Linked DNA regions of Homo sapiens: region 2 is linked to region 1. Evidence: read pairs that join two places in POLR2A ChIA-PET (ENCODE). Cell type or tissue: PC-9. All regions are shown on one strand. Region 1 overlaps FAM149B1 (family with sequence similarity 149 member B1). Region 2 overlaps MCU (mitochondrial calcium uniporter).

Region 1 (2,500 bases):
TGAAGTGCAGTGGCACAGTCATGGCTCACTGCAACTTCTGCCTCCAGGGCTCAAGTGATTCTTCCACTTCAGCCTCCTGAGTAGCTGGGACTATAGGTGCATGCCACCATACCTGGCTAATTTTTGTACTTTTTTGCAGAAACCAAGTTTCACCATGTTGCACAGGCTGGTGTTAAACTCCTGGGCTCAAGCAATCCACTTGCCTCAGCCTCCCAAAGTGCAGAGATTACAGGAATGAACCACCGTGCCCCACCAATCATAATTCTTATAGCTAAATCTTACAGGTCATATCCTTAAAGGAAATCCCTACAAATGAAACCACTGAATCAAAGAAAATGTTTATTTTAAAGCTCCTAATACATATTCCCAAAATGTCTTCCAGTAAGATTTTCCCACCAGCCTTGTTTAAAAGTGCCATGGGTTTGTTTTTTTAACTATTATTATTTTTTTGTGTGTGTGACAGAGTCTTGCTCTGTTGCCCAGGCTGGAGTGCAGTGGTGTAATCTCAGCTCACTGCAACCTCCACCCCACAGGTTCAAGCAATTCTCCTGTCTCAGCCTCCCAGGTAGCTGGGATTACAGGCACATGCCATCACGCCTGGCTAATTTTTGTATTTTTAGTAGAGACGGGGTTTTACCATGTTGGCCAGGCTGGTCTCAAACTCCTGACCTCAAGTGATCTGCCTGCCTCAGCCTCCCAAAGTGCTGGGATTACAGGCATGAGCCATGGGCCCAGCTGCCATGGGTTTATTCTATTTTCCTAATAAAAAAAAATACTTAAGGCACAAAAAAATGTAAAGAGCAATACAAAGTGTAAATTGGTTATATTTAACATTTGGTTAAACTGAGTTCCATTTTTTAAAATTTTATTTCTCAGATTGGATTGACTTTCTCCAGAGTAAACCCACTGAAACAAATGAGTCATCACATATTTACTGAATGCCTAGGAAGGAAGAGAAATTTGAATATTAATAAGATAAGATCCCTGCCCATAAGGAGCATATATTTTGGGCAATGATGGAGTTACTGAAATAAGGATATAACCTCGTGAGATATCTTAAGATGTAATTATAAATGTGATTATTCTTTTTTTTTTTTTTTTTTTTTTTTGAGACGGAGTCTCGCTCTGACGCCCAGGCTGGAGTGCAGTGGTGCAATCTCAGCTCACTGCAAGCTGTGCCTCCTGGGTTCACGCCATTTTCCTGCCTCAGCCTCCCAAAGTGCTGGGACTACAGGCACCCGCCACCATGCCTGGCTAATTTTTTTTTTTTTTTTTTTTTTTTTTTTTTTTTTTTTTTTTTTTTTTTTTTTAGTAGAGACAGTTTCACCCTGTTAGCCAGGATGGTCTCAATCTCCTGACCTTGTGATCCGCCTGCCTCAGCCTCTCAAAGTGCTGGGATTACAGGTGTGAGCCACCCGCCTGGCCAATTATTCTTAGTTTTTAAAAAACTTGTTGTATAGCTTGTTATAGTTTAGATATTTGTCCTTGCCTAAATCTCATGTAGAATTATAATCCCTAGTGCTGGAGGTGGGGCCTGGTGGGAGGTGTCTGAGTCATGGGGACAAATCCCTCATGACTTGGTATGATCTTTGCAATAGTGAATGAGTTCTCATGAGATCTAGTCATTTAGAAGTGTGCGGCACCTCTCCACACACACACACACTCTGTCTTTCTTCTGCTCTGGTCGTGTGATATGCCTACTCCTCCTTCACTTTTTACCATAAGTTAAAGCTTCCTGCAGCCTCCCTCAAAGCAGATGTTAGCACTATTAGCACTATGCTTCCTGTACAACCTGCAGAGCCATAAGCCAATTAAACCTCTTTTCCTATAAATTACCCAGTCTCAGGTATTTTTGTTTTTTGTTTTTGTTTTTTTGGGTTTTTTTGAGACAGAGTCTCACTCTGTTGCCCAGGCTGGAGTGCAGTGGTGTGATCTAGACTCACCACAACCTCCGCCTCCCGGATTCAAGCAATTCTCCTGCCTTAGCCTCCTGAGTAGCTGGGACTACAGGTGTGCACCACTGTGCCTGGCTAATTTTTGTATTTTTAGTAGAGATGAGGGTTCACTGTGTTGGCCAGGCTGGTCTTGAACTCCTGACCTCGTGATCCGCCTGCCTCAGCCTCCCAAAGTGCTGGGATTATAGGTGTGAGCCACCGCACCTGGCTAGGTATTTCTTTATAGCAATGCAAGAATGACTTCATACAGAACACTGGTACCAAGGAATGGGGTATTGCTATAAGGATACCTGACAATGTGGAAGTGACTTTGAAACTGGGTAATGGGCAGATGTTGAAAGACTGGAGGGCTCAGAAGACAACAGGAAGAGGGAAAGTTTAGAATTTCTTAGAGACCAGTTAAATGGTTGTGACCAAAATGCTAATAGTGAAATGGACAATAAAGTCCAGGCTGACAAGGTCTCAGAAGGAAATGAGGAACTTACTGGGAACTGGAAGAAAGGGCATGTGTGTTATGCCTTAGCAAGGAACTTGGCTGTATTATG
Region 2 (2,500 bases), 470 kb before region 1:
AAGCACTGGATTATAGGTGTGAGCCACCACACCTGGCTGCCTTATTCTTTTTAAGTGGCCAGAAAAAAAATAAATTAAGGATGTGTAGAGATCAAGCCTGTGAGAAAATAGAAATTAACTCCACTTGTTTAGATTTAGATCATTTTATTGTAGATATTCTTGTCACTGAGTGCCCAAGGAATGGATATTGGAAAGCTATAGCTGTCCTTAACTTCAGTGTCAAAGAGTAGGAATCTCCTTTTTTTAAGCAATGGCTTTATTGAGGTCCAGTTCGCATAACATAACATTCACCCTTTTAAAGTATACAATTCAGTGGTTTTAAGGTAGTCACAGGATTCTGCAACTGTAACCATCACCAATATCTGATTCCAGAATGTTTCCATCACTGCAGGAAAAAAAAAACAACAATCCATGTTTAGCAATCACTGTCTATTCCCCTCTACACCTGTGGCCATCACTAATCTTTCTTATTTCTATAGATTTTCCTCTTCTGGACATTTCATTTGAATGGAATCATATAATACATGGCCTTTTGTGACTGATTTCTTTCACTTTACGTAATGTTTTTGGGGTTCATTCGTGTTGTAGGATGTTTTGACATTTTATTCCTGTTATTGCTAAACAATAATGATGGATATAAACATTTATCCATTCATCAGTTTATAGACATTTGAGTTTTTGTTTTGCTATTAATAATGCTGTTATGAACATTTGTGTACAGGTTGGACAAATATTTGGACAAATATTTTTATTTCTCTTGGGTATATACCTTCGAGTAGAATTGCTGAGACATAGGGTAATCCTATGGTTAACTTGTTGAGGAACTGCTGAACTATTAACATTTCTCAAAGTGGCTCTACCGTTTTTTAATCCCACTAACAATGTATGAGGGTTCCAATTGCCCTGTATCCTCATCAGCACTTGTTCATGTCTTTTTTATTTTAGCCGTCCTACTGGATGTGAAGTGGCATCTCATTGTGGTTTTGCTTTGCTTTCTGTAATGACAAATGATGTTCAGCGTATCTTTGGAGAAATACCTATTCAGCACTTTAGCCCATTTTCAAATTGGGTTGTCTTTCTGTTGTTTTAAGAGTAAGGATGCCTTTTTTAAGCTCCTTTTTAGTTCATTATGAATCTGGCATCTATTCATTTAGTTAATCTATTTGATAACTCATAGAATGTTTTTTCAAAGAAGGCAGTTTTGTGCCCTTTTCAGTGTCCTTCAGTTATTTTAAATGCTGATCAGCAAGAGATTAAACTATAATTCTTTAAAAAATGAGATAGAGACTGTTGATGTGAAAAGACAGATATGTGAAAGAAATTATAAAGCACTGCTAATATAGATCAAACATGATAGGATCTGGTGAACCGAATTAAAGCTCTAGAATTCCTGTGGGAATCTGATTGAGCAGGTAATCTACAACTTCTGAGTGTGTCAAACAACTGCCCTTGGTTTCTGGTATGCTCCTTAAGCACACTTCCTTATCAGGAATATAAGAAACACCTGTGCTTAGTTTTGCAAGATTTTGTACATAACATTTTGATTATGTATTTGTTTTACCTTTCCTCACCAGGAATTTGGGTTTAAAGAATTCACAGTTGGTTTAACTAGATCATGTAGCTATGGTGTACCAACTTTTGTAGGAGCAAATGAAAGCTATTGAATATATTCTTACCTTGATTAAATGATAGGCAAGAGCATCCATGAGACGAAAATGGCCCTTTTGAGTGTTTTTTCTACATTTAGTGAGGTTAACATAATCTTTCACTAAGAGCATTTATGCCAGATTAATATTAAATGGAAGAAAATAATAGTGCTGAAAGAAATGTAGAGAGGGTTGGAAAAAGCACAGGTTTTGGTGCCAGACTGAATTTCAGATCAAATTTTAACTCTCCATTTCCTCCTTGAGTGACCTCGGACAAGGGAATTAATCTCTCTAAACTTCAGTCTTCATCTATAAAATGGGATGGATTAAATCTATCTTGAGGCTGGGCGCAGTGGCTCACGCCTGTAATCCCAGCACTTTGGGATGCTGAGGCGGGTGGATCACGGGGTCAGGAGTTCAAGACCAGCCTGGCCAACATGGTGAAACCCCATCTCTACTAAAGATACAAAAATTAGCTGGGTGTGGTGGCACGTGCCTGTAATCCCAGTTACTTGGGAGACTGAGGCAGCAGAGTCACTTGAACCCGGGAGGCAGAGGTTGCAGTGAGCTGAGATCGCGCCATTGCCCTTCAGCCTGGGCGACAGGGTGAGAATCTGTCTCAAAAACAACAACAACAAAAACTATCTTGTACTGAGGCAGGAGGATTGCTTGAGCCCAGGAATTCGAGTCCAGCTTGGGCAGCACAGCCAGACCCCCATGTCTAAAAAAAGGGAAATCTTGTAAGGTTGTTGTGAATATAAAATGAACCAATGTGTGAAAAGCATTTATGGCAGTGCTTGGCACATAACGAGTACTCTGTTGGTGGTACCCGATATATATGTTTCATATATATA

What was found. ChIA-PET counts read pairs that join two places held together with the same protein. Peaks named below come from ENCODE experiments on the same cell type or tissue, not always from the same donor. Only the 100,000 strongest peaks of a DNase experiment are listed, where the experiment ranks them.
Region 2: POLR2A ChIA-PET joins it to region 1 with 6 read pairs; 3 of 35 experiments call an interaction of 5 or more read pairs at or near these places.

Annotation. Positions count from the first base shown.
Region 1 is chr10:73,203,687-73,206,186 of GRCh38, forward strand. The region is part of intron 5 of FAM149B1 (family with sequence similarity 149 member B1); the gene reads left to right. Among named protein-coding and RNA genes, the nearest start is that of FAM149B1, 37 kb to the left of the region's middle. In PC-9, no CTCF peak of the experiment used is centred here; no DNase peak of the experiment used is centred here.
Region 2 is chr10:72,731,190-72,733,689 of GRCh38, forward strand. The region is part of intron 1 of MCU (mitochondrial calcium uniporter); the gene reads left to right. Among named protein-coding and RNA genes, the nearest start is that of MIR4676, 11 kb to the left of the region's middle. In PC-9, no CTCF peak of the experiment used is centred here; a DNase peak (open chromatin) is centred at 1,522; H3K27ac peaks cover 441 bases.